3 separate regions of the Homo sapiens genome follow, and all the other regions are linked to region 1. The links are chromatin loops, found by intact Hi-C in ENCODE. Cell type or tissue: heart left ventricle. All regions are shown on one strand. Region 1 overlaps LOC105377397 (a long non-coding RNA gene). Region 2 has its middle 29 kb from the start of LINC01365. Region 3 has its middle 19 kb from the start of LINC01365.

Region 1 (8,000 bases):
ACAAGGGATAGAGTCCACATGGAATTATGGAGTATTACCCCAGTGAGGTCACAGAAAACACCATGACCAAATATTAAGATTTTTGCCTCAAAATGCATGAATATTCACTCTAAGTGAGATAAATAAAGACTAAAAACACCCTCTGGCAGTTCAGTTCAGGTTTTGCTACTGAATCAATCATTGCAAAATGTAAGTTTTCAGAGGCTTTTTATTTTAGAATTTCAGATGGGGTATTTGGGGCTGTATTATTTTATATTATGAGAATTTAAAAAGGTGACCTATGTAAGCCAAGCTAAGCACAATGCCTGGCATATAATAAGCTCTTCATAAGTGTGCATTTGCCATCGATTTTGAAATTAATACCATTAGCATTAGCATTATATTAAATTCACAATATAGCTACAGTTAAAACAGCATCTTCATTGTTATTTTACATATTCTCCTAGTCATTTCCCCAGATGACTTCCTGTAAAAGTTTTCAGATTTCCTTATTCTATCATATTTTTGCCTGGGCATGAATCTCATCTATCCCCTTTATTTCATTTGCCTTACTTGGTGACCAGTCCCTTATTTGACTCCCCAGCCTTGTCTCTGTGATAGGATCAGTCACAGTTAAGGAAACAGCATAGTCTCATAGTAAAAAGGAAGAAAGAAAGAATATAATAATGGCTGTCATTTATTGCACATTTGCCCTGGGATCTGTGCTAGACACTTTATATAATTCTCCCATTTAATTCTCCCCACTACTTAATAAAGCAGGTATTATCACTCTTATTTTACAGATTGAGAAACTGAGACACAGAGAGATTAGATGATTTGCCTAAGGACTTTAGGAAGAAGTCCTTGAATTTGTTCGTGTGCTTTTTTTTTTTTTTGTCCACTTCTATGAGAAAAGATCTTAGTTTATTTACATTTTCTAAAAGATACACACAGTTGCAAGGTTTAAGAACCACTGAGACTATAGATGTTGTAAAAATACTTGATATTTGTGCAGACTAATGGGTGCTCTTGATTCCCAATTCAGATGGGATTTATTTACAAGTATCCCCCTCAGACCTAGGCAGTGTAGCTCCTAGGGCACTCAGCAAAGAGAGGGATTAAAAGACATCCCCAACAATAACACTTTGCCTATCAGAACCACAATTGCAGCCTTGGCTACTTAGACCACTTTCAGCATTTTCCCCACAACTTCTATTTCATTCACTCCCTAAATCTGATTGTATACTCTCTCCAATCAGTCTCCTCACCAGATTAAAATCTCCTTTTAAACCAGAGGCCATGTCTAATTCCTCTTTCTATCCATCCCCAAACTACAATGTTTTACACATTGTGACTTCTTAATATGCTTTTGATGAAACAGAACTAAAGCTGTATCTCAAGGGATATCTCAGATGGGCATTTCAACCTCAGTTGTGTCATTTCTCACAATAAGGACACGATTGAAAGATTAAAATTCAGCTAAGGCTTTTACCTTTCTCTGAGCTCCCAGAAAGTGAGGACTCTAAGATTTCTTGTCAAATAACTGTAAAAGAAAATTTTAAACAGAGTATTTCCTTAGGCTAATATCTGCTTAATTACTCCTATCTACCAGTCTCTGAGATCAAAAAATGTACTCTGTTTTTCCTCTAGTCCCGATATGTGTGAGTTTTGTTTGTTTATTCATTCATGTATTTATTTTATTTCTTAGAGACAGAGTTTTGCTCTATGACCAAGCTGGATGATAGTGGTGTGATCATGGACTGGAGTGTGGTGGTGCAATTCTATTTCACCGGGCTGAAGCACTCCTCCTGCCTCAGCCTCCCAAGTAGCTAGGATTATAGGTGTGCACAACCATCCTTGGCTAATTAAAAAAAAAAAATTATTTTTGTAGAGACAGGGTCTTACTATGTTGGCCAGGCTGCATGTGTGAGGTTTAGATGTATAGAAGTCAGTGGTGGATAGAAACTGTCAAAACCCAAGCCAATTCAATAATTTTTTTTTTTTTTTGAGATGGAGTTTCACTCTTGTTGCCTAGGCTAAAGTGCAATGGCACAATCTCAGCTCACTGCAACCTTCACCTCCTGGGTTCAAGCTATTCTCCTGCCTCAGCCTCCTGAGTAGTTGGGATTGCTGACATGCACCACCGCACCTGGTTAATTTTGTATTTTTAGTAGAGACGGGGTTTCTCCATGTTGGTCAGACTGGTCTCAAACTTCCGACTTCAGGTGATCCGCCCACCTCGGCCTCCCAAAGTGCTGAGATTACAGGCGTGAGCTACCACGCCTGGCCGCCAATTCGAGAATTTTTAAAAAATAATAATAACACAGACAATCCCCCTCATTTCTGTATTTTCTCATATAGCTTTTCTATGAAACATACATATAAAAATGATAGAATAAAAGCTTAGTTATAATGATATGACTTCATCTCAATCGTCTGTGGAACATGGACGATAAAATTATTTGAGTCTTTCCGTTCTCCAGAAATGATCTTTGTCCCTTTTCCTTCAGTAAGGAGTTTGTTTGCGTGAAAGTATGAGTCTTTATAATACACTGGCACTATTCTTTTTGCTTTCTTTGAAGACAATAAACACTCAAATTTATGTTTCCGTATTCATTGAAGTATTTGCTGGAATCTCATGTTCACATGGAGAAATTTAGGGGCAGAAGAAAGTAGAGGGTGGGAAAGTTCAGGAACGTGTCTTACCTGTTTTTAATTAGACCACAACTCACAGATCAATGAAAATAGAAGTGTTTCAAAAGATAATTTTTATATAACTGAGAAAATGTCAGTTGTCTACATGGAAAAAGTATTATGAAATCTTGTGGAGCGGCTGTAGGAAGAGGCAGGGCACTAAAAGAGGCCCTCAAGCCTCTGTTTGGTGTTACCACTATTTATATGGTATTTGATGTGTCAAACCATATGACCCCTCTATTGAAAAATGTGAATAAATTTTGCATTTTTAGTTAATAAGCATTGAGAAATAGAAGGTGTTTCTTTTTATTCTTTCTTTTTTCTGTTTCTTAAGGTGATATCTATTTACCTCACTACATATTCTGGGTACCACAAAGATACCAGAGATTTCAAAATAGAAAATGTACGCCTAGCCTTAACATTGGCCCGTAAAACTCCTCAAATTGCATCTTGTAACTCTTTTTCAAGTGAGTCCATTGAAAAGGTAATATCAATTTAATCTTACATAGTTTTTGTTTTTATAATGAAATACTCCCAAAAATCTGAGAAAATTCTTAGTTTTTTCTTTATCTGAGAACCCATTCTATAATAATAATACACTTGATCTTAGCCAAAAGGCCAAGAAGCGATCTATAGTAATAATAGACACATACTGACATATTTCTTAATTTCTGAATAAAAAACTAAAACTTGGAATAGTGAAATCAATTTTCTAAAGTCACTCAGTAAAGGACAAAAATTTTGGAGAAAAAGAGTTTCTTTTCACTTTACAAATAGTAAATCCAACTGAAGTTAAAGAATTTTTTAAAAATGTAACAAAGTTTAGTTTCTGTTTCATCCTGTGTGCAGTAAACATTAAACTCTAAAACTCAGATATATTCACTTTAATTTTCTAAAATAGATCTATCAATGTTAAATATTCAGATTGTTACACACTTGTTTGCATATCAACTTTTAAATTAAATTTTTATTACAAAGCTAATAAAAAAAGAAAAGAGGGAGCATTAACAAAAAAAAAAAAAAAGTGGTACATTCTAGTTTTCCAGTTGAAAGGAAGAGCACTTCCTTTTCTCATGACAACAGAAGCTCCCTGGATAGTTGGTTCACATCTGATTAGAATTTGTTTCTCCCTCCAGCAGAACAGTTATGTTGCTTCTCCCAGCAGCTGATTGGGTCAGTCCTCCTCAGGGTTCTCAGCTGACCCCAGGTTATTACATTCCCAAGGCTGAAGACTTTCCTTTTTTCCAGTACTTAAACTTCACTTCTCTCTTTAGACATGCAGGCTCCTTCTTCTGAGAGGTAATGTAGAAAGACTGCTGAATTATGGCTCTTTCAAACTGAACACTGATCTGTTCTCTCTCTTTCATTCCTGGGAATAAATGGAGAAAGATATGTTTAATTCCTGATGTGACTTTGACCTCTATTGTCTCAGTTAATAGAATGGACATTTGAAATTTTGCACTAAAAAAATTGTTACAGTTATTTTATTTCAGCTTTATTTCAAGAAAGCAAGCATGCCATTGTATTGAAAATTGTAAATAACATTGGAAAATAAAGGAATCATTGAACAAGAATTAAGTCACTAACCCAGTTTATTTTTAATACTATAGATATAGATTCTACAAAAGAATGACATACTTCCCTAGTTTACATAGGAATGGACTAAGATGTGTTTGGTGAGGGGTCATTTTTGTGGCTTACAACTCTGGAGGGTTATTTTTGCAGCCTGTGGAACCAGACTGGAGAAATAAAGCTGAAGGTACACTGATGTCTAAATTCCATTGATAACTTTTAAGCAAAAAATAACAGTAGAGTGAGCTGTGGAAATAGTAGTGGAAGAGAGAGGATGCTTCAAGAAAAATATTCACATAATTATTTAATATTGAGCTGATCAAACAAAATAAGATTGTGAGCCATTTTCTTCTATGGAAGAAAAAAAAAGATGTTCGCATTCTTAAATTTTCTTTTCAACTGAGTCCAAGTATGAAGAGACTAAGGCTGGCTGAATCTTCCAGTAATTCTCCTTCGGAGAAAGCTTCAGTGAGGAATTAAGAAAACCAATATTAGGGAAAGGAAGCTATTTTGATAGGAATGTGGAAAGCTAGGGAGAAGGAGACAAGAATATAAAACAAAGTCAAAAAGGGAAATACTTCCAAAAATCTAAATTTCTTCTCCTTTGCTAGCCATTTCCACCTCTGACTCAACTCTGACAAATTAAATGCAGTGGTTTTTAACCAAGCATAAGCATTGGAACTACTCATGGAGCTCTGGCACCACACAGCTGCCACGATGTCACCCTAGGCTTTCTAAATCAGAATCTCTGGAGGTGGGGCATGGGCATGGGTCATTTTAAAATAAGTTCCATCAGTTGTTCTGAAGCATACTACTTTTCTAGTGTAATCCCCATTTACCCCAGGCCTCACCACCCTGTGTTTACAAACAGAACCACAATACAGCATAGCTCAATCTCATGGCCCTATGTATAATTGCAGAGTCTCATTTATATATTTCTGTAGTCCCCAGATAGATAGAACAGAGTTGGCAAGAACTCCTCCCAGATCTTTCTGCCTGGCATCCCTTGTTGAGGGCTAGCAGAAACACTTGAGAATGGTTCTGAACATTAGCTCCCTGTTCATAGTACCAACACCTATCCTGGTGCAAACCTAAAGTGCAAACCCTCAAGTTGAAACAACATTTATCACTTCAGAACCAGGCTGTATTATCCCCAGATACGGTGAAAATGGTGCTCTTCCCTAACCTGTATCCTGCTTCATCCCTTTAGCCCCTAAGCCACATGATAGGTGACTCCATGCCTGGGAAAACGGAATCTTCAGTGTCCTCCTGTAGCCCCTGCCTCCATCAGGGTTCAGACTGAGACCATGAGACCCATCAGTAAAGGAGAGAGCCTCTTGTCCGTTCATATCCCTTTCCATCTCTACCCCCACACACCCTTTTATTTGAAGACACTTTCCTACTTATGTAAATTATTTCACACAAATCACCTCTTTGAGCTTTTAGCTGCACCTTTTTATCAAACACACACCAAAATTTAAAAATCCCAGTTTAAACTCAGGTGATATCCTTATTACACATTATTCTTCTAAAATAATACCCTTTCTTTCAATGTACCAAAATCTAGCTAAGTCTAAGGGGATCACATATGTCAGGTTCAAGCCCCAGCTGAGGTCTGAGGGGAGTAGGTAGATGGGGCACAGTGAGCTAGAAGAACACTCAAGAGACAGCAGGTAGATGAGACATGGCTTTATTCAGCAGCTCCTTCACAGTGTCAGTGTTACATTTATACACCTCACAAACCACAGTGGCTGAGAACCAGGTGATGAGCTTCTCTATGTTATGTCTACATAGCTGTGATTATATAAAACATGGGAATGTGCACCTGCACTCCAATCCTGCTGAGTCATGCAGGATGTTTACCTCTGCCTATGCCCGCCTGGCTGCAGCAAAGCCTTTTTCCTTACAACATGGTCTTAGATCAAGTGAGTTGATAAATGTCAACCTCTACAGCTATCTAGAAAATGCAGTTAGCATCTGCATTTTCAAACTCAAGGCTCAAGAACCCTTGGGATTGCCATGTGGATGAGGGGAGAAAAAAAGGGGTTGAGTGGGCATTTGATAGAATATGTATTCCCAGATCTACAATCCAAAAAATAAAACCTATTTGAAAAATTCCCTGTATCATGGCGGCAGTTCACAATCTCCTTCCCCATCCTTTGCTCCCTGCCTCATTTCCACTTCCCAAATCCTCTTGTTAGGATTTTTCATCTTTGCAAATGACTCCACCATCCAGCCAGTTCTTCCAGCCAAACACTGGTTGTCAAATGTGGCTTTCTTCTCTTTCTCCTCTCCTCTGACAACAAATCTATAACCAAGTCCAATCAGTTCTATACTCTAAATTTCTACTGATTTTCTTTCTTTCTCTTCATCTCAACTGACTCTAATCCAGGCTGACATCCTGACTTGCTGAGACTAATGCAATAAGCCACAGCTGGTTTTCTCATATCTGCATTTATACCCTGAAAATGTTTTCTCTGGTACAATCAGAGTAATTTTTAAAAATATGTGCTTCCTCTGCCCTTAAAAATCTTAAAATCTTCCTAAATTCTCTTAACATCAGAGTTTTCAACTATAAGTTGGGGATAATGATTCCTAAATTGATGTTTATTGTAAGAATTTGAAAGATTATAAAATACATGTATAGAGAATATGTATATAAAAAGCCTAATGCTGTACTTCGCTTGGCATATGTCAGAAGGTATTATGCTTATCTTTTTTCTTTCTAAGGCAGCCAAAGACATGGGACTCAATGGAGAAACAAAGTTCATTTTAGCTCTAAACTTCTATGATTCTACATTATGCAAAGAAGCTGGGATGTACCTAAATTTTAAACTTGATGTCCTTTTTTGGGGGGTTTTCCATTGGTAATAAAATTTGGAACCAGAGGGACACAAATATGACTCATATAAGGTTATGTCAAAGGTGATAAAAGTCACACTTTTCTTCATACCTCGCTCTGCCAGCCCCAGCTCTGTCATCTTTTCTGCTGCTAGCTCATGAGTTGCTGGTGGATTGTTCGGGCTGAGGGATCAAAAGAAGAGAGTCAGAGCTTCAAATAAGTTACCTTAAAACAAATTCACATAAGAGATTTCATATAAGCACCCCTCATCTCATCTTTGTCTCACTTTTACTTTTTAATGAGAAAAGGATTTTGAAAGGTGAAACTCAGGGGCCAGGTTTTTCAAGTTGACCCTGAAGAAAAGAGAGAAGAACAATCAGAAAGAGGCATAACAGATGGTCTTCTGAGAAAGGTAATACTTTTTTAATTGAATTGAACTGAATTGAATTGAAGGAGTCTCTAGGGTTTTCCTCCACAAGAATCTGAGTGTTAAGACACTGAGGAGTGAAAAGTTTACAGTATTTTCTGTGGCTCCTAAAATTATTTCATATCTCCTGGATCTGTATATATTCAAAGCCAGTAAATGAGCTAGTTCCTGCATGTGCAGCAATTATTGGAAAAGGGAGAAGAATAAAGAATAAAGAACACACAATACAGAAAGAAAATCATGTTCCTCAGCACCCACCTTGAGATTCCAAATGAAGATATGAAACATACATATATATGTATATATACAGTACCTTCTTCCAAGTGCATACGTCTATGCTCTGCTCTTTCACTGATCTTCTCCATATTTTAAACTTCTACCCTTGAAAGGAAACCTTTGGTTCAATCATCCATCACATGCTCAACCACACCTGGAGTTTCTGCAGGTGTGTGAATTGCACCATTTCCTCTATCTGTAGTGGATAAA
Region 2 (8,000 bases), 82 kb before region 1:
CAAAAAGAACAAAGCTAGAGGTATCACACTATCTGACTTCAAACTATACTACAGGGCTGTGGTAACCAAAACAAGATGATACTGGTACAAGAACAGACACATAGAACAATGGAACAGAATAGAGAACCCAGAAATAAGACCACACACCTACAACTATCTTATCTTCAACAAATCTGACAAAAAAAAAGAATGGAGAAAGGATTCCCTAGTCAATAAATGGGGCTGAGATAACTGGCTAGCCACATGCACAAGATTGAAACTGTACCCATTTCTTACACCATATACAAAAATTAACTCAAATGCATTAAAGATCTAAGTGTAAAACCCAACACTATAAAAACCTTGGAAGACGACCTGGGCAATACCATTCAGGACAGAGGCATGGGGAAATATTTGATGATGAAGACACCAAAAGCAATTGCAACAAAAGTAAAAATTGACAAAAAATCTAATTAAACTGAAGAGCTTCTGCACAGCAATATATATATATGTATATGTATATACATATATATACATATATATATACATATATATATATCAACAGAGTAAACAGACAACCTACAGAATGGAAGACAATTTTTGCAAACTATGCATCCGACAAAGGTCTAATATCCAGCATCTGCAAGGAATGTATAAGGAATTTACATATATATAAGAAACTTAAAAAAATTTTCAAGAAAAAAGCAAACAACCCCATAAAAATGTGGACAAAGGACATAAACTGACACTTTTCAAAAGAAGACATACATGCAACCAACAAGCATATGAAAGAAAGCTCAACATCACTGATCATTAGAGAAATGCAAATCAAAACCACAATGAGATACTATCTCGCACCAGTTAGATGGCTATTATTTAAAAAATCATAAAATAACAGATGCTGGCGAGGTTGTGGAGAAAAAGGAATGCTTATACACTGTTGGTGGGAGTGTAAATTAATTCAGCCATTGTGGAAGACAGTGTGGCGATTTGTCACAAACCTAGAGGCAGAAATACCATTCAATTCAGCAATCCCATTACTGGGTATATACCCAAAGTCACATTATAAAGTCACGTGCACATGTATGGTCATTGCAGCAGTATTCACAATAGCAAAGACATACAATCAACCTAAATGCCCATCAGTGATAGACTGGATAAAGAAAACGTGGTACATATACACCATGGAATACTATGCTGCCATAAAAAAGAACAGTATCTTGATTTTTGCAGGGACATGGATGGAGCTGGAGGCCATTATCCTTAGCAAATTAATGCAGGAACAGAAAACCAAACACCACATATTCTCACTTATAAGTGGGAGCTAAATGATGAGAAAACACGGACGAATAGAGGGGAACAACACACACTGGGGCCTTTTGGAGGCTGGAGGGTGGAAGGAGGAAGACGATCAAGAAAAACAACTAATGGGTACTAGACTTAATACCTGGGTGATGAAATAATCTACACAACAAACCCCCATAACACAAGTTTACCTATGTAACAAACCTGCACTTGTACCCTTGAACTTAAAAGTTAAAAAAAAGGAATTTCATTTTTCATAATGGATTTTCTTTTCTAAATTATGCTCATAGGCCATAAGCTGAGATTACATTTTTTTATTGCTTTCAGTTTGCTGGCCTTGGACCGTTCTGCCTGTGTACTAATTTTGTGGCACACTGAATTTCTGCTTCTTTACCAGCTTCTTCTCAAAGGAAGAAAACTGCAGCCCTGACACCTTCAAAATGAAAACAAGCAAATGGACAAACAAAATACCTCCTCCAGAACGTGGAGGCAAAGCCTTTTTCTTAGAATTAAAGGCTCACATTTGTTCACAATGCTGTTATTCTATCCGTGGGCTAGAAAAATGGACTGAAGAAAACATTGGACAAATAACTGTATGGCAAGAAACAGAGCAGACAGATTGATTCTTAATTAGTACCTATGTAGAGTCAAGACCCTCATGTATAATAGTAAGCATCTAAGCAAAGCCTTAGTAAGCATTAGGTGCTACTTAAAGCATATCAACTCATGATAGAGGTTTTTCTTATTGCAAATATATGAAAATAGGTATTATTTGCTATATAACATGTGATATAGTTTGGATATTTATCCCCCCACAAATCTCATGTTGAATTGTAATCTCCAGTGCTGGAGATGGGGCCTGGTGGAAGGTGTTTGGATCATGGGGGCAGATCCCACATGCCTTAGTGCTGCCTTTGTGATGGTGAGTGAGTTCTCATGAGATCTGGTCATTTAAAAGTGTATAGCACCTCCCTGCCACTCTCTTGCTCCTGCTTTCACCATGTGATGTGCCTGCTCCCCCTTCACCTTCTGTCATGACTGTAACCTTCCTGAAGCCTCCCTAGAAGCCAAGCAGTTGCAGCAACATGCTTCCCATAAAGCCTGCAGAAATGTGAGACAATGAGACCTCTTTTCTTTATAAATTAAAAACAAAGAAAATGAACCATTTTATCAAAACAACATATTGTTGATGATGACAATGACAAATAGGATGATGATAATGGATGGTTAATATTATTTAGGTACTTTTTCTCGCAGAGGTAAGGAACATTACTGTATTAGTCAGGGTTTTCTAGAGGGACAGAACTAATGGACTAGATATATGTATAAAGGTGAGTTTATTAAGCATTAACTCATGTGATCACAAGGTTCCACAATAGGCCGTCTGCAGGCTGTGGAGCAAGGAGAGCCAGTTTGAGTTCCAAAACTGAAGAACTTGTAGTTCAATGTTTGAGGGCAGGAAGCATCCAGCACAGGAGAAAGATGTAGGCTGGGAGGCTAGGTTTTTTGCCTGCTTATATTCTAGCCGCACTGGCAACTGACTAAATTGTGCTCACCCAGATTAAGTGTGGATCTGCCTTTCCTACCCCACTGACTCAAATGTTAATCTCCTTTGGCAACACCCTCACAGACACACCCAGGATCAATACTTTGTATCCTTCAATCCAATCAAGTTGACACTCAGTATTAACCATCACAATTACCTATGTCCACAAATATGGAACTTGTTTCATCTCTTTGTCTATTTCTAAATTCATGCATATATTCATTTATTTGTTTCAAGAAAAAAATAAATTTTGCTGAAACTATTTCATGTAATACTGGTGGAATACGTGGTATTCCTGGGTCAGAAATAAAGGCCTTTTTTTCTCACAGGACAGCAAGCTGTATGTGCATCAGCTCCCCTGCGCAAGCCCACAGGAAAAATGTGAAGGAGGGTCTAGGAGGATGCTTGCCTGTGCTGTACGTTATATTACAGAAAAAAAAATTAAAAAAAAAAAACTCTGGTCTTGGAGAACCTACCACTTTATAGCGAGAGATAAGCAAATGTGCCTCTTTGTTCCAGGAGGAACATGACTTCATTTCTCAAGGTTGCTCTGGAAAATAAAATCCTAAGAAGTGTCTCAGGTGAAGAGTACTGATGGTCTTCTCAGAGGCATTTGAACCAGAGCAACTCCATTTTGAATAGGGGCTGGGTAAAACAGGGCTGAGACCTACTGGGCTGCATTCCCATATAGTTAAGACATTCTAAGACACAGGATGAGATAGGAGGTCAGCACAAGATACAGATCATAAAGACCTTGCTGATAAAACAGGTTGCAGTAAAGAAGCTGGCCAAAACCCACCAAAACCAAGATGGCCATGAGAGTGACCTCTGGTTGTCCTCACTGCTACACTCCCACCAGCGCCATGACTGTTTCCAAATGCCATGGCAATGCAGGACATTACCTATGTGGTCTAAAAAGGGGAGGCATGAATAATCAACATTTTGTTTAGCATATCATCAATAAATAACCATAAAAATGGGCAACCGGCAGCCTTCGGGGCTGCTCTGTCTATGGAGTAGCCATTCTTTATTCCTTTACTTTCCTAATAAACTTGCTTTTGATATAGGAATTAAAAAGAAATTATTTAGGCCAATAGTAAGGATAAGGAAGTCCTCCGTAAGATTTCCCTTTTAGTAAAAAACAGCCCCCAAATTATTTATTTTCTAACAAAAAGCAGCCTGTAAAATTGAGCTGCAAACATAGATAAGCAAGCTGGAAGCTTGCAGGGGTGAATGCCAGCAGCTAAAACAATAGGAAAAGGCTACCTGGGGGCTAGGCATGTTCAACATAGTGGCTCCATCTTCCCTTTTCCTTCCAAACCATTCGTACAGTAAGGAGCAGGCAACATGCTGCTGGCCAGGCAAAGACTCCATTTGCATAATAGAAGATTAGGGTGGGGCAGCCATCTTCCTTGGGTGCTATGTAAATGTCACACCTGGTCCAACCAATCTTTGGTCCCTATGTAAATCAGACACTACCTCCTTAAGTCAGTCTATAAAATACGGTGCACTTTGCTATTTTCCTTTATCTTTCTTTTTCCTATTAAACCTCTGCCCCTAAACCCACTTCTTGTATGTCTGCGTACTTGATTTCCTTGGAGTGAGGAGACAAACCTTGAGTATTTACCCCAAACAATGCTGCTTCACTTTCATTTTACTCTACAGGCTCGCCCTGAATTATTTCTTGTGTGAGATCCAAGAAGCCCCTCTTGGGGTCTGGATCAGGACCCCTTTCCGGTAACAGTCTTGCATTCTTGGCATACCTAAAAGCATTTCTGACAAGCTCCCAATAATACCAGTGCTGCTGGTACATTGTCTATATTTTGAGTAGCAAGGAGCTAGGGTTCCAGTTAAAAAAAATAAGATCCAAGGTCCCATTCCAAACCCACTGAATCCAAGTCTCCAGAAGGAGGTCTGGATTATGTTACCAAACGCCCGAGGTGAGTCTTTAAGAAATGATAAGTATTTAAAAATACTAGTCTAGATAATAGTTGTAATCTTGAACAGCTGAAAATAAGTAAAATTAATGTGATCACATTTTATCTTCCCATTAACTTACATGCAGTTCTAGACATATTTTATTTTATGATTCAGGCTTAACTCACAGTAACTTTCAAGTCCCAGCTGACAGCTTGTGAAGAGTAGCAAAATATGCCACTTTGTTAGAAGACTTCTTTTGAGCTGAAAGCAACTGAAAAAAAGCAGTCTACAAAAAGCCCTCTGCCCTCCACCTGTTTGCCTATAAGTGCGACATAAATTTGTAAAGGTGTCCCCCTTCCCTCTCTCCAAGGAGGACAGAAGTTACTCACTAGAGATAATCTACACCCTTATCAGCCTGAAGACTGCACCAGTGAGATCTACATAACAAACCTTGCTAAAATTGGCCCTTATCTGCCATTAGTTTCTCCATATAATTGCCTTTCCACAACCTGCCACACCTAGAAACTCAAAGTCTTTACCCTTTGTCTTATCATGTCTCTAAACATTTATTGTTCTTTTATTAAGATGCTATATATGCCCAGAAGTTACTCATGCTGAGCACTCGCTTGTGTAAATGTTCTGCACATACTAATTGATACGGTTTGAATCTGTGTCCCCACCCAAATCTCATGTTGAATTGTAATAACCAGTATTGGAGGTGGGGCCTGGTGCGTGGAGCCTGGATCATGGGGGTGGTTTCTCATGGTTTAACACCATCCCCTTTGGTGTGGTTGCAATAGTGAGTTCTCATGAGATCTGGTTGTTTAAAAGTGTGTGGCACCTCCCCACCCCCTTGCTCCCGCTCTGACCATGTAAGATGCCTCACTTCCCCTGCCCTTCTCCATGACTGGAAGCTTCCTGAGGCCTCCCTAGGAGTAGAAGCTGCTGTGCTTCCTGTACAGCCTGCAGAACCATGAGTCAATTAAACCTCTTTTCTTTATAAATTACCCAGTCTCAGGTATTTCTTTATAAGAGCGCAGGAACTGACTAATACACTAATGAACTTCTGTTTTGTTTTTCTCCTGCTTGTCTGTCTTTTGCTAGTCCAATTTACAGGGCTCCCACTGAAGAACCCAGGATAAATAGAGAAAAAGGGTTGTTTCCCACCCTGCACTTGGAATGAGAGAAGTTAAGTTACTTGGGCAGGGTCATTCTGAATGGGGGCCAATATAGAAGCCAGAATAGCTGAGAGCCAGCCCTGAAGAAAGTTGGTCAACATAAGATTCTGTGGAAGTCCTCAATAAAAAGAGAACATAGACTCCAACAAGAGCCAAACTTACAGGAAACTATTCAGAAAGACATTCATTGTGGAAGCAGGAGGCAATGCTTAAAGGAATCTATTGGGTAAGCCAAACAAAAGCCAAGAGTAGGAGAAGCTGAGGAATAGACAGGGTTGGGGACCCAAGCGGTGATGTAGTTAGCAAGGCTCCAGAAACAGGAAGCCAGACACCAGCAGACAAGAACACCTTCCACTGAGGCCATTTTGTGTTATTGTTGTTTTAAGCCTAAATACCCTATCTCTCCTCAGAAAATAAGAATCTGCCAATAAAGGCTTAAATACCCCAACCTAGCAATGCCAAATAAATTAATGAAGCAAATACTTCTCTTCAAATATACATCAGCACTTCTAAATTGTGTTTCATAGATTTTTAAGGAGTTGGGTTTCTTAAAACACATCACTGATTCATAATATTTAAAAGAATGGCATGATTAAGAGACAGGAGAAACAGAGAACAAGTTATTTAAACTGTATTTTAATTATTCTCATGATGTTTTTACCATGGTTCCCTAATGTCCCTTATATATGATTTCTACCCCATCCTTTGTTCATCACAGTCAGTGAGTTAAAAAAAAAAAATCAAGCCTTTAATCTAACAAGAAGCTGAAACAAATTTAAGATGCTTTGAAGTCACTAGATGGAAACTCAAACATATGCCTAATCATCTGTGCTGAACTTCAGTATTAAATATATATTAAACATGCTGTACTCTCAAAAGGGTTCATTTTTATGCTTGACATCACCAATTATTATTCAAGCAGATAGCAAAAGATGAAGCTCAGAAGATGATTAAATAATAAGGCAGAAGTACCAATTGAAACATGCATACTTTGGAGTCTGTAATTTCAGCAAATGGCTGACATACACGAGTATGGAAAAAAAGGTTTGCCTTTGCAGGATCTAGATGAAAATTAATAATTCATATGCAGTGTTTCCAAAGTGTTTGAGAAAACTTAATAATCAACTTCTTCCTCATGATAATTTCCCAGATTTCTCTATACCTTTCTTCTCTCAAAGTTCGTCTTATTCACTTCCCAGCTCTGATCATTATTTCCATACAGATGACTATAAATCTACTTCTCTGTCCCAGGGCTCATTTTGGAGCTTCAGACTCACATTTTCAGCTATTTCTTGGCTGTTATTTCCTAAAACACTTATCTGAACTATAAATTCAGCATAATCCTAAACTAGTTTAACAACTTTCTCCCCCAAATGAGATCCTTCTGTGGTTTGTAGGTAATGGGAATTCCATTTCTTTATATGTTCATGTTCATAATAGCTAAGTTGTTTTCAGCTTTTCTTTCTCCTTCGCCTCAAAAATCTATCAACATCTGGTCATGTAGATTCTATCTCCAAAGTGTTTCTTGCATTCTTCCTCCTGTGATCCTCATTTACTCCACCTTGTTTAAGTCCTTATTATTTTTAAATGAAGCTCCATAATAGGAGAAAGAGAGACCTCCTGTCCATCTTGAGCAGTGCTACCAAATTATTCTTTCTTATCCATGGGGTCTCACCTTACTCTGTGGCTCTAGAATCATCAAGGGTTCTTCACTGCCTACCAAATAAACATTTACACACTGGGATTCAAGATCCTTCAAAATATACAGGCCTGGCACATATTCCCAATCTTATTTCCTACTACTTTCCCTCAAATCTGATTTCCCCTCCAAATAGAATCTGTGCTTTCATCCTTCTAAGGTGTCCTTCCCTTCCTGACACTTAAAATGCAGCAAGCATGGTGGAGAGAAGGGCTGGGAGCTTTGGAGTCAGGAGTCATGTTGCATTGCATTCTATTTCTCACTAATCAGCTGTGTAATTGTTGGCAAAGTACTTCGTTTCTCTAATCCTGTTTTACAATCTGTTAAATGGGCATAATTCCTACCTCACAGTTATAATTTAAGCTTTAAATGA
Region 3 (8,000 bases), 92 kb before region 1:
TTAAATTTGAAAGTTTAATTTTATTAGAAATGTACATCTTAATGGGATGAATGGAGTTATTTTCCCCAGTTTCACTATTTATACATAAATGGACAGGATTCTATATTAATCTACACATGTTTTCCCCAGTAATTCCTACTTGGAATTACTAAGTAACATAGGTCACACAAATGAATGTTTCTTGTTGGTGGTGGGGTGTGTGTGTGTGTGTGTGTGTGTGTGTGTGTGTGTGTGTAATCAGCTGAAAACTCCATTAGGTTCCTATTTAATTTTATGGAAAGAAGAAACATAGGAACTGCTTGACATGCAAGTAAATTTGTTACACATTATATTAAAATAGAAACCTTGGACACCTCAAATTCTCTTGTCTACACCCTTCTTTCTCTGCCATGGTCAGCACTTTACTTGCACAAAGTCACTCTTCCACTTTCATATTTGAATAAGACACTATACTTTAAAGAATAGGAACTGGTTTTCTGAGCAGCCACCAAGATGCAACCAAGAAGTATGGGGGAGCTAGATCACCGTGGATGTAAATCTTGATCAAGGAGAAGAGGATGTGGAAGGGAGCCAAGGAGAAAATTTCCCCCTCCTTTTTCTCTCTCTTATGGACTACTCAGAATGGGTTGCTCCTTTAAACCCTTCCAGAAAGGTCTAAAACACAGAGTGACTGTGACTGCTAAATAACTTGCTATGTCTCTTTGTGGTTTTGTTATGGTAATCAGTATAGTATACTGCTTGCCTCTCTTCTCCTTCCTTGCCTTTTCTTTGCTGCCTTAGGCTTGTACTTTCCATTTGTAAAGTGTTAGTCCTGGCAAGAACTATGAAAGGCCTGAAATTTTACCCTGCCTGCAAGTTACCAAATGAGCCTGCTACAGTTTCACAGATGCTGACAAGAAGACATGAGACTTCTGGGTCAGAGACAAAGAACTTTAGTACTCACAGCACAGCAGGCAGTGAGTAGTGTGAACTCCATGCTTACATTGGCTTCCTTTGTCTACCAAGTCACCTGGGGGACAATGTGCTCCCAGTAGATTTCTGTAACAACTGAGAAATCCCAAGCTTGGGAAACTCTCAATCTTTTAAAGGGTCTGCTAGTAAACCCACTCAACCTTTTCCCCAAAGGGGAATATTTTTTTTATCTTGCTCAAAAACAATTCTGCCTTCTGTGCCCAGGGGTGACACTATCTCTTTTTTCCAAGGTTTTCTGCTACACAAACGTTTCTCGAAACATAATTTGAAACAAAAGCTGTCACAGATGTGACAGTTGGTCCGATGGCTAGTTTATAATTTTAACTTTTATTAAAAAGAGATAGAAAATATTTAACATTTTTATGATCAAGTAAGAGGAGAATTCATGGTAATCAGGATAAATCTCACATGACATGACTTGAAAAAACAGATTTTAATCACTATTGAACAAAACACATTAAGTCTGAAAGAAATTGCATTAAAATTTTATCCACAGTTTTTTCTAATATATTTTAAAATTTTCAATATTTCCAGAAAATAATCAACTATATTTAAAACAAAGCTTTAGTACTGTATGTTTTTAGGTTATTCTTTGGTGCTTTTAAATACTAAAGAATAATATTGAGAAGAATAGGAAAGCTTTCCTGTCATTTAAATATGCAGAAAATATTATTTTTAAGCATTTAATAATTGTTACTGATGCTCTTTCTGCTATGTTCTTAATGAACTTCCTTATGGAAGTTCAAAAAAGAATTTTTTTGAAATAGGAGACAAAAGAAGTCTGGGCACAGTGGCTCGCGCCTGTAATTCCAGCACTTTGGGAGGCTGAGAGGGGATGATTGCTTGAGCCCAGGAGTTTGAGACCAGCCTGGGCAAATAGTGAAACCCCATCTCTTTAAAAAAATACAAAAGTTAGCTAGACATGGTGGTGTGTACCTGTAGTACCAGCTACTTGGGAGAATCCCTTGGGTCTGGAGGTAGAGGTTGCAGTGAGCCAAGATTGTGCCGCTGCACTCCAGCCTGGGTGACAGAGCAAGAACTTGTCTCAGAGCAAGACCTTGTCAAACAAACAAACGAACAAAAAAACACCAAAAGAAGGAAAGAAGCAACATTGCTAAATAAAAATTTATACCTTTATACCTACCTGAATTCACCGCATTCTTAAGTGGCAAAAATATCATTTCTACCTCTAGGCTTTATCCTTAACAAAAGTATGTATGAAGCTGGGAGAGCCTAAAAGCCCTCTAGGTTCATGGTACTATGATTAATCACTGGGAAAGGCCTCCCCTTCCTTAGGCACCCAGATTTGTTTAGCCTTCAGGGTAATGCACCTTAGTAACTTATAAAATGAATGAGGAATTTGCATATCCTTCATAAAGTGGTATTTGGGCTTTTGTGAATATAGGCTTGATTTCTGGCAGAACAATTTTGGGGAAAAGCTACATATGGAAGTAAAGTGTCAGAAAATTGATTCCCTTAAAACTCTTCATGTTTAGGTGTCTTGCAAAATGTTCACATCCTCCCAGGTTGGCACCACTACTCTATGCTATATTGTACCTCTCAAGATTGGGAAGGATGCTAAAAGCTTATGAAAATTATCAGTTAGTAAGTTACTGATTTACAAAAGCTCAAAAGTGCCTCAGTAAAATAATAAAATCTAGTCTTATTGTCATGGTTAGAAACAAGACATAAGGAAGATAATATGATTTAACCCAAGAAAGAGTAATAGCCTCAGACAATTTCGTATCATCCTACCATTTTTCTTAGGATTGAAGTTCTTCTGGTCCTCCATTGCTGCCCTACTTGCTCTTTCCAGGTATCCATGTACTGATGTATTTCATCTGCTGCAGCAACATACATTCCCTTAGGAACTTCTCTGTGTAGAGTGGAATCGGAGTCTGCTACAGTGATCTTTTCTAGGACATTTTCTCAACCTCCCACCCCAGGCTGAGCTCACAAAACCTAAATGTAGTAGCAGTTGTAGACTCCTCTTACTGTTTCTTTTACTACACGGTGAGAAAATGCATTAGAGAATAACAAAGAAAACTTATCTTTTTGTCACCTTGAAATTTTGAAGTCCAACTATATTCAAAGCACTATGGAAACCTTGCATAATGATTGGTTCTTTAAAACACAGTTGGATTTTAGCCTATTTGCTTTTATTGTATTGAAGAACTATTTAGCATTAGGTTGGCATGTTTCAGAGGTTCCAAATATAATTTTATAATGTTTAGTGGTAGAATCAACATTCAAAAAACTCTAAATTTGCAACTAAGATATATTGCAATTGTGTGCCACTCAAAAAAACAAACAAAAAAACCCTTAATACCTAATTAGGACACCTTGCCACCAGGTGGCAGGGGAATGCCTTCATTTCATGAACTGAACTACTTGGTAAAAACTATTGTTGCTATTTATTTCATTTATTTGCTTTTTATTGAAATCTAGGATCAATTGGAGACCAGTATTAGTGAAGTGGTAATCATTAACAATTTTAATCATTGATTGATATAAATTACTCTCTTTCCTGTATCATCATGATGTTTTGATGACGTATCAACTATAGCATCAAACATCTCCTCTAGTTTACTGGTTGATAACTTATAGTCTCTGGGGGCCTTGAAGACCCTTTCAGAGGCTTCGTAAAGTCAAGAATATTTTATCACTAATGCTAAGACATTTTTGCATTTTCATTCTCATTTTCTCATAAGTGTATGTACAGTAGAGTTTTGCAGAGGCTACATGACATGGGATAAGATGATCATACTGACACTTAAAGTAATGTATTATTATTGTATACTTGTATTTTAAATTTTTTCAGTTTTAATTTCTAACGTGGTAAATATTGATAGATATAAGCTAAACAAACAAAAATTCTTTAGGATCCCCAATAATTTTGAAGAGATTGAAGGAGTCCTGAGACCAAAATAATTTTAGAAGTACTTCTCTAAGTAGTTAGTTAACTCTAATTAAATGTATTCTCAGCAAACTAACACAGGAACAAAAACCAAACACCGCATGTTCTCACTCATAAGTGGGAGTTTAACAACGAGAACACGTGGACACATGGAGGGGAACATCACACACCGGGACCTGTCAGGGGGTGGGATCTAGGGGAGGGAGAGCATTAGGAGAAATACCTAACATAGATGACGGGTTGATGGGTGCAAGAAACCACCATGGCACATGTATACCTATGTAACAAATGTGCATGTTCTGCACATGTATCTCAGAACTTAAAGTATAATAATAAAAAAAAAGTGCATGTATTTTTCTATGTCTCCCAAGGATAGGAATTTTTATCAAATTTACCTTTGGATCCTATCCCATTGACAATTTAGCACTGACCATCATAATAGGTATTCAAAAAAGAAATGTTTGTTAAAAAACAGTACTGCTAGCTGAGAGCTATTATTAGAATAAAACAGTATTAATGCAGACTTTAAAAACAGGTATTTAAAGTTTCCTCATTAAAACTGAAAAACAAAATAATTAATTCTAATATACGTCTTCAGGTAAAAACTTAAACCATGTATAATTTAATCCCTTTGAAATTAAAATGCAATAGGACTTTGCTGATGAATATTACCTTTATATTCTACAAATTTGTATCTCCTATGCAAACTTCTGTTTTTTAAGTTAGCATATTTGATAGGGTTTGGCTCTGTGTCCCCACCCAAATCTCATCTCAAATTGTAATCCCCACATATCGAGGGAAGGACTTGTAATCCCCACGTGTCTAAGGAAAAGAGCTGCTTGGATCATGGGGGTGATTTCCCCCACACTGTTCTCATGATAGTGAGTGAATTCTCATGAGATGTGGTGGTTTTATAAGTATTTGAATGCTCTTTCTTCCTGCTTCCCTCTCCTGTCACCATGTGAAGAAGGTTCTTGCTTCTCCTTCACCTTCTGCCATGATTGCAAGTTTCCTGAGGCCTCCCCAGTCATGTGGAACTGTGAGTTAATTAAACCTCTTTCCTAAATTACCCAGTCTCATGTATTTCTTTATAGCAGTGTGAAAATGGACTAATACAGGAAATTGGTACCAACGTAGTGGGGCACTGCTATAAAAATAAGCTGAAAATGTGGAAGAGACTTTGGAACTGGGTAATGGGCAGAGTTTGGAACAGTTTGGAGGGCTCAGAAGAAGACAGGAAGATGTGGGAAAGTTCGGAACTTTCTAGAGACTTGTTGAATGGTTTTGACCAAATATTGATAGTGATGTGGGCAATGAAGCCCAGGCTGAGGTGGTCTCAAATGGAGTTAAGGAACTTGTTGGGAACTGGAGTAAAGGTGACTCTTGCTATGTTTTAGCAAAGAGACTGGTGACTGTTTGCCCCTGTCCTAGAGATCTGTGGAACTTTGAACTTGAGAGAGATGATTTAGGGATTATGGCAGAAGAAATTTTTAAGCATCAAAGCATCTAAGAGGTGACAGAACATAAGAGTTTGGAAAATTTGCAGCCTGACTGTGTGGTAGAAAAGAAAAACCCATTTTCTGGGGAGAAATTCAAGCCAGCTGCAGAAATTTGCATAAGCAACAAGGAGCCAAATGTTAATAGCCAAGACAATGGGGAAAATGTCTTCAGAGCACATCTGAGAACTTCATGGCAGCCCCTCCCATCACAGGCCCAGAGGCCTAGGAGGGAAAAACTGTTTTGTGGGCTGGGCTCAAGGCCCTACTGCTGCGTGCACCCTTGTGATTTGGTGCCCTGTGTCCCAGCTGCTCCAGCTCCAGCTTAGCAGGGGCCAAAGTACAGCTAGGGCTGTTGCTTCAGAGGATGCAAGCTTCAAGCCTTGGCAGCCTCCACGTGGTGTTGGGTGTGCAGGTGCACAGAAGTCAAGAACTGAGGTTTGTAAACCTCCACCTAGATTTCAGCAGATGAATGAAAATGCCTGAATGTCCAGATAGAAGTCTGTTACAGGGGTGGAGCCCTCATAGAGAACCTCTGTTTGGGCAGTGCAAAAGGGAAATGTGGGGTTGGAGCTCTCACACAGAGTCCCAACTGGGGTACTGCCTAGTGGAGCTGTGAGAATAGGGCCACTGTCCTCCAGACCTCAGAGTGATAGATCCACTGACAGCTTGCACTGTGCACCTGCAAAAGCCACAGATACTCAACACCAGCCCATGAGAGTAGCCGCAGGGCCTGAGCCCTGCAAAGCCACAGGGGCGGAGCTGCCCAAGGCTGTGGGAGCCACCCTTTGCATCAGCATGCCCTGGATGTGAGACATGAAGTCAAAGGAGATTATTTTGGAGCTTAAAGATTTAATAACTGCCCTGTTGGATTTCAGACTTGCATGGGGCCTGTAGCCCCTTTGTTTTGGCCAGTTTCTCCTATTAGAATGGGAGAGTTTATCCAATGCTTGCACCCTCATTGTATCTTGGAAGTAACTATTAATAACTTGCTTTTGATTTTACAAGCTCCTAGGTGGAAGGGACTTGTCTCAGTTGAGACTTTAGACTTGGACTTTTGAGTTAATGCTGGAATGAGTTAAGACTTTGGGGGACTGTTGAGAAGACATGATAAGTTTTGAAATGCATAAAGGGCATGAGATTTGAGAGAGGCCAGGGCAGAATGATATGGTTTGGCTCTGCGTCCCCATCTAAATCTCACCTCAAATTGTAATCTCCACCTGTTAAGGGAGAGACCTGTAATCCCCATGTGTTAAGGGAGGGAGGAAATTGGATCATGGTGACAGTTTCCCCCATGCTGTTCTTGGGATAGTGAGGGAGTTCTCACAAGATCTGATGGTTTTATAAGTGTTTGACAATTCCTCCTTCACACATGCTTCTCTTACCTGTGGCCTTGTGAAGAATGTGCCTGCGGCCCGGCTCAGTGGCCCATGTCTGTAATCCCAGCACTTTGGTAGGCTGAGGCAGGCAGATCACGAGGTCAGGAGATCGAGACCATCCTGGCTAACATGGTGAAACCCCGTCTCTACTAAAAATACAAAAAAAAAAAAAAATTAGCTGGGCGTGGTAGTGGGCGCCTGTAGTCCCAGCTACTCGGGAGACTGAGGCAGGAGACTGGCTTGAACCCGGGAGGCGGAGCTTGCAATGAGCCGAGATCGCACCACTGCACTCCATTCTGGGTGACAGAGCGAGACTCCATTTCAAAAAAAAAAAAAGAATGTGCCTGCTTTCTCTTTGCATTACACAGTGATTGTAAGTTTCCTGAGGCCTCCCTAGCCATGCAGAACTCTGAGTAAATTAAACCTCTTTTCCTTTATAAATTACTCAGTCTCAGGTATTTCTTTATAGCAGTGTGAAAACAGAATAATACAATATTTTTCTATGGAGTATCATATTCTGAATACTGTTTTTTCCTTATAAAAGTTATAAAGTCTTTTATATTAGAAGCTATGAAAACTGAATAGGGAGTCATGCTTAATTATTCATTGAGGACATGAGAAGTGTTTAAACATCAGAAACACGGAGATATTTTTATAATGCAGTATCATGTGAAACTGGAAAGTAATCACTGAAAATCTATTTATATAAGATATGAAGAACTGGCGTACTGAGAACAGCCTTTCAAACATAGGCAAGTGCAACTTGCTTTGAAAAAAGCTGTGATAAGAAGAAGCATACCCATAGAGGAAAAGCCTTTAGGCCCCTACAATCAAGAGAGGTTTGGGGGCTGACCTACCACTTCTGACTACTCTGGATACAAATTTTTATTGAAATTATCAGCTGGTTTCACTCAATTTATGTATTTAAAGTGCTTAAAGTAATTGTTTTCTTTGTATAATTTTGAACTAAAACATTGATAGTAACTGAATTCAAGCTAAGGAATAAGAAAAATATATAGTAAAGTTTTAATGAGTATAATTATTTATTGGGCCAAAACCTTATAAATAATATTGTGTGATTCTGACATTTCCTTCAATATTTTCAGACTAAGGAACAAATTATATCTCAGGGGGCTAAGAAAATGTTTTAGAAATTAAATATTTTCTCTTTCTTATTAAACAGAGGTTTTATTGTGAACTGATTTCTGTATTCCATATCATTTATATCTCATATAA

What was found. A loop is a pair of places that touch in the nucleus more often than their neighbours do. Peaks named below come from ENCODE experiments on the same cell type or tissue, not always from the same donor. Only the 100,000 strongest peaks of a DNase experiment are listed, where the experiment ranks them.
Region 2: it touches region 1 in a loop (1.9-fold over the local background); 16 of 110 quality-filtered maps call a loop at or near these places.
Region 3: a loop joins it to region 1, with 3 times the contacts of the local background. A loop is called at or near these places in 16 of 110 quality-filtered maps.

Annotation. Positions count from the first base shown.
Region 1 is chr4:119,689,152-119,697,151 of GRCh38, reverse strand. LOC105377397 (a long non-coding RNA gene) reads right to left here. Exons shown (of 3, transcript XR_939161.4): 1 at 7,380-8,000; 2 at 7,199-7,269; 3 at 3,623-4,042. It also overlaps the pseudogene LOC124900920. Among named protein-coding and RNA genes, the nearest start is that of PDE5A, 64 kb to the right of the region's middle. In heart left ventricle, a CTCF peak has its summit at 4,950; no DNase peak of the experiment used is centred here; H3K4me3 peaks cover 1,637 bases; H3K27ac peaks cover 1,568 bases.
Region 2 is chr4:119,771,239-119,779,238 of GRCh38, reverse strand. No RefSeq gene overlaps it. Among named protein-coding and RNA genes, the nearest start is that of LINC01365, 29 kb to the left of the region's middle. RefSeq lists an enhancer at 3,956-4,508. In heart left ventricle, no CTCF peak of the experiment used is centred here; no DNase peak of the experiment used is centred here.
Region 3 is chr4:119,781,486-119,789,485 of GRCh38, reverse strand. No RefSeq gene overlaps it. Among named protein-coding and RNA genes, the nearest start is that of LINC01365, 19 kb to the left of the region's middle. In heart left ventricle, a CTCF peak has its summit at 3,342 (motif pointing right); no DNase peak of the experiment used is centred here.